Regions from separate parts of the Mus musculus genome. Here region 1 is linked to region 2. A link is a loop called in an ENCODE intact Hi-C map of the cell type or tissue named here. Cell type or tissue: left cerebral cortex. All regions are shown on one strand.

What was found. A loop is a pair of places that touch in the nucleus more often than their neighbours do. Peaks named below come from ENCODE experiments on the same cell type or tissue, not always from the same donor. Only the 100,000 strongest peaks of a DNase experiment are listed, where the experiment ranks them.
Region 1: it touches region 2 in a loop (1.8-fold over the local background); 2 of 42 quality-filtered maps call a loop at or near these places.

What each region holds. Positions count from the first base shown.
Region 1 is chr11:106,323,930-106,328,929 of GRCm38, reverse strand. Scn4a (sodium channel, voltage-gated, type IV, alpha) reads left to right here. Exons shown (of 24, transcript NM_133199.2): 15 at 775-910; 16 at 1,265-1,419; 17 at 2,051-2,224; 18 at 2,677-2,799; 19 at 4,205-4,483; 20 at 4,669-4,722; 21 at 4,917-5,000. Among named protein-coding and RNA genes, the nearest start is that of Cd79b, 12 kb to the right of the region's middle. In left cerebral cortex, a CTCF peak has its summit at 2,902 (motif pointing right); a DNase peak (open chromatin) is centred at 2,906.
Region 2 is chr11:106,625,121-106,630,120 of GRCm38, reverse strand. No RefSeq gene overlaps it. Among named protein-coding and RNA genes, the nearest start is that of Tex2, 15 kb to the right of the region's middle. In left cerebral cortex, a CTCF peak has its summit at 2,176 (motif pointing right); a DNase peak (open chromatin) is centred at 2,199.

The sequences.
Region 1 (5,000 bases), 300 kb after region 2:
CTCTTCAGAGATTTCACCGTGAAGGATCTCCCTGAAGCATGGAGGCCAGCCTGAGAATCTGGCCTGGGACAGTGCTAGGAGGTGGGAGGAAACTTAGCTAAGCCAGAGTACCAGCCCCCACACCCTGCCCCCACACCCTGCCCCCACACCCTGCCACCACACCCTGCCCCCACCGTGATCAGATTCCCTTGGCGCCACACCGGAGCCTTGGCTGGGGAAAACTTTCCATCCTTTCTGGGTCTCTCAGCCAAATAGACCCTGGGGGTGGCAAGGCTTGGACTCTGGGGGCACCATGTGCCTGCTCTCTGCAGCTGTGGCAGCCCAGATCTGTCTTGGCTCCGCTTCTTAACCTTGCTCCTGCAAAAGCACCTTCAGGCCTCTTTTCTTCTACTGACTCCTTCATATATCCCTACACCTCCTAGGACCCCACAGGGCTGAGCCAACCAGCCCCCCCCCCAGCCATCCTTCAGCCCATCTCCCGTCCTCCCCACTCTCCTCCCCAGGCTTCCTCACGTCACCCCTGTGCTTTCCTAGATGCCACGTACCACGAGGGCAGAACTGAGGACATTTTTGTCACTAGGGTGCCTTTGCCAGGGCACAGTGGTAGTTTTATAAGGGCTGAGTGAATGAATGAATGAATGAATGAATGAACTAATGGATGAGTGGCTCCTGCTCTATTCTCTTCTTTCTCTCTGGTCTCCCTTACTCCCACCTATTGGGAGAATGAAGGGATCTCTTGGGACCTAGGAGTCACATGCCCTGTGGTCCCCACAGAAGCCACTACAGCCTCTGTACGACGGGAACTCCTCCGTCTGCAGCACAGCTGACTACAAGCCCCCCGAAGAGGACCCTGAGGAGCAGGCTGAGGAGAACCCTGAGGGGGAGCTACCTGAGGAGTGTTTCACAGAGGGTGAGGCCACCCCTACAGACCACACCCACACCCAGGCCAGAGGAGAACCACAGAAATGGTTCTGCTCACCTTGCCTTACCTGGGGAGCCGACACTTGAGCCCCAGAGGCATTTTACCAAAGAGCCTAGGCTTGTTGAGATGGGGGATCATGGGAAGAGCTGGCGTCCTGAGCCTCCTTGTGAAGCATTTTAGTTTTGGGCTGTAGAGAGTCCCTGAGTCCCTGCTGTGTGAACCAGATGGAGCCAGTTGTGGGGAGGAGGTGGGGCCCCAGTCTTGGGGTAGCATGGCAGAGGGTGGGGAGGTGCATTCTGAAACATCCGAAGGCCAGTGACATGTTCCCGTCCTGCCTCCCAGCCTGTGTGAAGCGCTGCCCCTGCCTCTATGTGGACATCTCCCAGGGCCGCGGGAAAATGTGGTGGACACTCCGCAGGGCCTGCTTCAAGATTGTTGAGCACAACTGGTTTGAGACCTTCATCGTCTTCATGATCTTGCTCAGCAGCGGGGCCCTGGTAGGCACCCTCCCCCAGGGGACAGGGCGGGAGCAGGAATGGGTGCCTTGCTTCCTAAGGCTTCCATATCATGTCTTTCTCAATTGTTCTCCATCTTTTGCATTAAGGCAGGGTTTCTCACTGAACTCAGAGCTCGATGTTTGGGCTGTTTAAGGGATTCCCTGTCTCTGTCTCCTGTAAGCCTGGGGTTTCAGGCAGGCTGCTGCTGCCACCCGGCTTCCATACAGGTTCTGGGGATCCAAACTTCAGCTCTCATGCTTGCACGACAGATAAGGCATTTCCCCACTCAACGTCAGTTTCTTAAAGTAAAAGATTGGTCCCTTTGTTTTGAAAACCCTGTCCCCTCAGCCAATAGGAAGGTAGGTGGGCCCTGGGAATTTGGAGTTAAGGGCGGTCAGAACTGAAGATAACGTTATTGTGGACCCCCAGCAGAGAGTTGAGAGCTAAGCCTCCTTCCCTACCAGGCATCTTGCCCCTCCCCCTCCTGATGATAGGGCTGGGAATGGAAGATTCCCAGAGGTGCTACAGCCTATGTCCCGTGAAACCAGCAACAGCAGGCAGGATGGGGAACAGAGCTTGCTGCCCCAGCTGCTGAGCCCCTGGTCATTGTGGGTTATACTGGTGTCCCCAGGCCTTCGAGGACATCTACATTGAACAGCGGCGAGTCATCCAAACCATCCTGGAATATGCTGACAAGGTCTTCACCTACATCTTCATCCTGGAGATGCTGCTAAAGTGGGTGGCCTACGGCTTCAAGGTGTACTTCACCAACGCCTGGTGCTGGCTCGACTTCCTCATTGTGGATGTGAGTCTCCTGGATCTGGCCACACAGCCGGATGTCATGGCCTTTAGATAACCCAGGCTCTGGGAGGTAGGACCTATCTGAATCTACACAGTCAGACCTCCCAGGTTAGCACTGCTCCCTATAGACCAGCCTCTTCCTTCCCAGACATGACAGCCCAGACCTGGAGCCTTATGCTCCCTGCCAGTGTAATTCTTATATGCTCTTTGATAGATACACGGAACCTGAGGAGATGGGTACTGTCCTTCCCAATTATGGTTGTAGGTGACATCATTGAGGTGAACCCTGGTCCTACAGGTGCTAGAGGCCACAAGCCTACTCTTCCCAGAAGACAGGATTATCCATCAGGGATGGGGTCTACAGGAGACACACAGAAACTGGGGTATCTCTCTCATGTGTCCCAGGCTAGAAGAAAGCCAGGGACCCTCCACCTCCTGAGCATGCACTTCTTCCAGGTCTCCATCATCAGTCTGGTGGCTAACTGGCTGGGCTACTCTGAGCTGGGGCCCATCAAATCCCTGCGCACGCTCCGGGCCCTGCGACCTCTGAGGGCACTGTCCCGATTTGAAGGCATGAGGGTGAGTAGTGGATAGAGGAACACTGAGGTTTAGGGCTGTGACCTATCTCCAGGTAACCCCATTCCCACCCCAGGTTCTAGTAGATTCTAAACTTAACTCTGCTACCACTGGAGGGCAGCAGAGGCTGCTGCAGTGGCCTGGAAGGCTTGAGGCAAGACCAGGAAGAAAGATCTACCTGCTGGTTCATGGGGGCTCCCAACTCAGATTGGGGGCCCCCCATAGGGCCCTGTAACATGAGCACGTGAACAAGTATTTCTGTCTGCTTCAGTTCTGAGCCTGTCCCTCTTGAGCATGGAATCATGTCCTTGGGTTCGGGGGCACTTTAGAAAAGATCCCCAAAGGCCTGTGAGAGAGGAAATAACAGGTAAACACAGGGCACGACCAGTGGGACTTCCCCCACTGACAGGAGATGAGACTCATTCCAGGGCAGCAGCAGGCTCAGACTAAGCACCCTGCCCTTCCTAGTTTATGTAAGATGCTGGCCTAAGGCTAGGCCCCCAGTCCTGGTGCTGAGACCTCTGCCCACTAATAATCTGCTCAGAGCCAACTGAGTGATTTGAAGAAACACAGCACCCCCTCGCCCCCACCCCTGCTCCTGCCACCAACTCTGTCCAGAGGTCATGACATAGCCCTTACTTAAAAGGAAACTACTCAGGCTAGGGTAAGCTCTGATGGTCGAGTGCTTATCTGGCATGCAGTAAGCTCAGGACAACCCCCTGAGATTCATACATGAGGTGTGGTGGCACACACCCTCTGACCCCAGCGCTCAGGAGGCGGTGGCAAAAACTTGAGGTCTCCCTCAGCTATATGGCAAGTTCAAGTCCAGCGTAGGATATACGAGACCCGGTCTCAAAAGGCCTAAAGAAGGATCGTGGCGGTTCTCAGATCCAGCCAAGACTAACGCAGCATGGTAGGCCTGTATGGCTGGGGCTGGTGAGGGTCAGGAACCTGATCCTGAATCCTGTTGCTTCACAGATCTAGGTGGTTTCTTTTTTAGGCCATTTCTGTGTCTCTCACAGAAGCAGTGAGCCAAGCCGGGTCACAGCCGGGTCACGTGGGCTGAGTTTCCTATGGGGGCTGAGAAAGCAATGTTTGTCTTGTGCTTTGTGATCCATGACCTGGGCTGCTTCCAGAGAAGCCTGGCCCCTTTACTCTGCCTTAATGACTCCAGCCAAGCAGAGAGCCTTTCTAGAAGACCAGCATGGTAGCTTCTAATCCTACCATTTACCCTACACACAGAGACCCCAGCAGACTCCTCTCACACCCAGGCTGGCTAACACTGCCCCTTTCTGAGTGGCAGTGCTTAGCTCCTGCATGGTCCCCTAGCTGATCTTAGCTGGGAGCCCCCTGTCAGATGCCAGGGAGTGGCTCTAGCAATGACCCCAACCACCACCCTGGCCCCTAGGTGGTGGTGAACGCCCTTCTGGGAGCCATCCCTTCCATCATGAACGTGCTCCTTGTCTGCCTCATCTTCTGGCTCATCTTCAGCATCATGGGGGTCAACTTGTTTGCTGGAAAGTTCTACTACTGCATCAACACAACCACCTCCGAGAGATTCGACATCTCTGTGGTCAACAACAAGTCCGAGTGTGAGAGCCTCATGTACACCGGCCAGGTCCGCTGGATGAACGTCAAGGTCAACTATGACAACGTGGGTCTCGGCTACCTCTCTCTTCTTCAGGTGGTGAGTGGCACCCACTGAGCCTACTCAGAAATGGGTAGAAGTGCCTGGTTGTGCCTCATCGGATCAGAACCCAGTGGGGTGGCAGGTGGTCTCGGGGGCAGGCTTGATCAGGGAAGTGGGGGAAGAACATGAATGGTGGTGTGTGGTGGAGCCCCTCCCCCTCATGCCCTGCCGTGATCTCTCAGGCCACTTTCAAGGGTTGGATGGACATCATGTATGCAGCTGTGGACTCCCGGGAGGTGAGTGGGGTCACTGAGTTGGTAAGTTGGAGGAGCAGCAATAGCGGTCCATTCTGTCCTCCCCACTCTCACCTGACACCTTCACCCCACCACACTATCTCCTTGGAAGACCAGCAGCCTGGGGAGGAGGGGCATCCTCCTCACAGTACTATGGGGATCAAAGAGAAACTCCATGTGTGTACCCCATCCTGCAGAAAGAGGAGCAGCCAGACTACGAGGTGAACCTCTACATGTACCTTTACTTCGTCATCTTTATCATCTTCGGCTCCTTCTTCACC
Region 2 (5,000 bases):
ATGGACTGAACCGCTGAACCTGTAAGCTACCTCCAATGTAATGTTGTCTTTTATAGAAATTGCCTTGGTCATGGTGTCTCTTCACAGCAATGGAAACCCTAACTAAGACACCTTCCCTCTACTCTTTTCTCTTCCTCCTTCCCTCCCTCCCTCCCTCCCTCCCTCCCTCCCTCCCTTCCTCTCTCCTTCCCTCTCTTCCTTTCTTCCTCCTTCCTCCCTTCCTTCCCTTTCATGTAGCCCAGACTGTCCTTAAACACACTATGTAACCTAAACTGGCCTTAAACTCCTGATCCTCCTAACTTTAGATTCCAAGTGTTGGAATTGCAGGCATAAGACGCCATCCCTGGTTGAGACTGAGTCCCTATATGCAGACTGAGAACATATCTCAAACTGGCTTCCCATTTGCCATCCTCTTCCTCTGGGGTGCTGGGATTATAGGGGCCACCACACCCAGCTGTTTTTTAAATTTTTTAAAGTACATTTAAAAAGCAAGGATACTCACATGCGACACTCTTATTATACCTACCACAGTGCTAGGGGACAGGGCATGCAGTCTGGGAAAAGTCAAAGGTCACCCCTCCTCCTCTACCCTCCCCTTCTTTCTCCCCCTCCCCCTCTCCCTCCACACCTCCTCCAATGAAGGCATGCCTCCTAATAGTGCCACTTCTCATGGGCCAAGCATATTCAAACCACCACAGAGGGGGTCCACAAATACTTATGACTAAATGTGAACAGAGACCATAGGTAATCTTTACTTCAGCGCTGCAAGGCTTTTGCTGATGCTGTCTTCATTTCACAGACATCATCTGAGAACTCCCAGGCCCCCAAGCCCACCGAGCTTCTGTACCAAGCTCTGTCTGAACACCTATGTCAAGATTTCTGGGTAGCAACATCAGACTAGCTATGCCAACAGGCTGCAGAGGCGGCCGCTGTCCCCTCTGAGGGCACTGGCTTCTGGGAGCCTCAGGTTTCCCTTCCTCAGCTTGGCATGGTTAACAACACCACTCCCAGCTTGGCCTGTATACAGACAAGGTGACCGGGAAGATTCCCAAGAGGGTAGAGTTACCAAGGAGAATCCAGGTGCCTGCTCCTCCTGGGCTCCACCTCCCTCAGGTGACATGCTGGCAGGCAGGTGTTGGGATTTTTAAAAACTGGCCTAAAACACTGGGCCAGCTGGTCTCTGAGGGACAGAGACAGTTTCCCAGAAAGGTTTAGAGTAGATATAGACTAGCTTTGGAGAGAGTGGAATACACACACACACACACACACACACACACACACACACGGGTGGGGTGGGGGATGGATGCTCAGACAGGTGTTCCTCACCTAAGATCAATAAGGCCTTTGGGATACTCCTGTGACCATGGACCAAGGTGCATGGGTAGCCACACTGTAGGTGACCTAGTGTGATGTCCTTAATGCTTATAGAGGTGTACCATTGTCAAGTGAATTATTCAGTAGATGTACTGGCTAGTTTTGACACAGCTGGAGTAATCACAGAGAAAGGAGCTTCAGTTAAGGAAATACCTCCATGAGATCCAACTGTAAGGCATTTTCTCAATTAGTGATCAAGGGGGAAAGGCCCCTTGTGGGTGGAACCATCTCTGGACTGGTAATCTTGGGTTCTATAAGAGAGCAGGCTGAGCAAGCCAGGAGAAGCAAGGCAGTAATGAACATCCCTCCATGGCCTCTGCATCAGCTCCTGCTTTCTGACCTGTTTGAGTTCCAGTCCTGACTTCCTTTGGTGATAAACAGCAGAATGGAAGTGTAAGCCGAATAAACCCTTTCCTCCCCAACTTGCTTCTTGGTTATGATGTTTGTGCGGAAATAGAAACCCTGACTAAGACAGTAGGTTATTTTTTTCTAAGAATAGTTGCTTAAAACTATCCACTGATGCTGGGTATGGTGGCCCACACCTTTGACCCCAGCACTTGGGGGAAGGCAGAGGCAGGCAGATCTCTGTAAGTTCCTGGACAGCCTGGTTTGCATTGTGAGTTCCAGCCAGGGGTACAGAGATACCCTGTCTACAAACAAACAAGCAATAAACTATCTCATGATAAATCTCTGTAATCTCAGCACTCATGAGACAGAGGCAGGAGTGTGGAGGCAGGAGAATTGCTTGAAATTCAGTGCCAGCCAGGGCTTTATAACTGGAGTAGTTACCCAGTTGGACCACAAGGTGGTGCGAACGAGCTGAGTAGCTAATAGCTCTTCCACCCACTCCGAAGAGAACACAGCTGTGTGAAGAACCCCCATTCTGTCAGTAACAAGTGTTTATAGGGACTGTGGCAAACTGGCCTTGGGGAAGGACAAGGACGAGAGCTGGTCGCTGATCCTCTGGAAGTCAAAGACCTGGGTTGGGAACACCAGTAATGAATGACTTGAATCTCTCTCATCAAGTGCCACAAAAGAGCACCCGACTGCTCTTCCGAAGGTCCGGAGTTCAAATCCCAGCAACCACATGGTGGCTCACAACCATCCCTAACGAGATCTGACTCCCTCTTCTGGAGTGTCTGAAGACAGCTACAGTGTACTTACATAAAATAAATAGATAAATCTAAAAAAAAATTTTTTTTAAATGTGTTAAAAAAAAAAAAAGTGCCACAAAGAAGACGCCGAGACCACAGCAAGAGAGGAGCAGAGCTACATAGGCCACTCTCAACTTACAACTTAAGGCCAAAGGAAACGGTTACCTAGGTGACAGGTTTGATTTCATTCTTAGAGGAAAAAGATCATAAGCCCGTGTCTGGCGGCAGGGGAAGGGGCCATAGGAGGAGGTGGGCGCGCTCACACAGATTCCCATGTTGTCTCCCAGGGTGGTCTTCGAGAGCATCAAGATTAGAAAGAGTTGTCACTGACACATGAATTTAGTAGCTAGGTCTTGGAAAGGTCCCTGCAGTTCGTACCCAGCTGCATGAGAACCTGGAGTAACACCCTGCAGGCCCCTGGCTGTCTTGCCCTTCAAAGCATCAAGGAATCAGTCATGGGCTGCCTCCAGCAGGGTGCCCCCTACACGGTGGTCTTTTCCGCGTTCGGCATGGACAGGTAGGATCTTTGTGGATGCTAAGTTCTCTCGAGTTTTGTTTGTTTGACACTCAGATTTTCCCATGTTGTCCAAATATTGTTAAAACAGCAATTGTGGGCAGGAGAGAAGAAAAAGGGAAACTAACACAGGCCATCCTCTCTATCCTCAAATCACTCTGTCTGTTTGTTTTTGCTTTTGAGGCAGGATTTCTCTGTGCAGCCCCAGCTGCCCTGGAACTCACTCTGTAGACCAGACTAGCTTTCGTTATTTTGTCTTTTTTTTTTTTCTTTCTCAGAGCTGAGGACCAAACCCAGGGCCTTCTGCTTGCTAGGCAAGTGCTCTATCACTGAGCTAAATCCCCAACCCCCAGGCTAGCCTTAAACCCAGAGATCCCCCTGCTTCTGTTGGGAGCATAGGTGGGCACCAGTGTCCTGTGGTTCATTTCTTTCTTTCTTTTTTTTTTTTTCTTCTTTCTTGCTCTGACCCCGCTCACTCCAGTCATTCTAGATGGTTGTGAGCCACCATGTGGTTGCTGGGAATTGAACTCAGGACCTCCGGAAGAGCAGTCAGTGCTCTTGACAACTGAGCCATCTCTGCAGCCCAATGTGTTTCATTTCTCCATGAAGAGAGCAGGGCTGTGGGGATTTTGTTCCAGGATACAGTGGTCATCTCATGGCCCGCCCCATCCATCCTCCTCCTGGGCTTCCTGGCACCAGCCTCATTAGATCATATGAAACGGACCACCAGAAATGTGTGGCCGGGCATCTCTGTCCCACCACAGCCTGAAGGCAATAAGAGAGACCAGGCCAAGTCAGAGAGTCCTGGGTGAGTTGGAAGGTGCCAGTGGATGGATCAAGAGATTAAAACTACAAAGAGCAGGGTTAGAGATGTAATTGGTTTTTATTTGAGATTCCCGAGTCAAAGCAACCTTTATTTTACAAAGGCCAAGGAGAACTGCCCCATTGTCAGGCCATTCCAGAAGTGTGAGTTTTGAAAGGTGAGAGCAAGGAAATACAATAGAAGAAAGGCAGAGGGAAAGGGGAGGGGAGCTGGCTGAACAGATAAATTCACTTGCCAAACAACCCAGAACCTCTTGACCTCCACAGGTGCGACAAACACAGACACACAGACACAGACACACACACAGACACACAGACACAGACACAGACACACACAGACACACACACACACACACACACACACACACACACACACACACACAGAGCAATAATAGAAACAACAAAAACAACACTAAAGGAGAAAAAAGCCAGAGTAAAGACTGGTGCTTCCCACTAGGTGGTGTCCTGGGAGGGCCCAGTCATGGCCTGCTGCATCCCTAGCCTGGATCAATAAGTGACATCATGCCCTCCAACCTCGGGAGACTGGATAGCTTTGAAGTCGGGTCTTCCTAGCTTAATAAACATGGCTTTACTCCTCATGATGATGGTGCAGAGATGATGGAGGTGCAGAGTCAGGGAGGGCCAGTGGCTGTTGCCAATAGCAACTAAAACGGGCCACTTCTACAAGTGCTCAGTGTGACTCCGGAGGGAGACAAGACAGAGAGGAGCAAGAGTTGGGATCAGGAGGGGAAGCCAAGTTCCCCAGTTAGCTGTACTTGTGACCAGGAGCCATAGCTTCTTGACTTACTGGCTTTGATGAGTTCAGGTTTTTTTAGTGGGAATCCTCCGGACCTCACCTCACCCATGGCTGGAGGCTCTGCTGGTAAGATTAAGTGGAGGCTCTTTGGTAAACAGAGGAACTTCATGAACCAGTGGCTGAGATCTTCCCAGAAACAGGGACCACAACCCTGAGTTAAACTTAGCTCAGGCCCCTGGTACTGTGACAGGCTAGTCATCTTCTAACAAATAGGCAGGACTACTCTAACCAATTGCTACAGGGCTTGGCCTTTGATGATGTGATGGCTCGCTCATTTATGTCAACATGCCACACACTAGAGTCATTGAAGCAGAGGGAC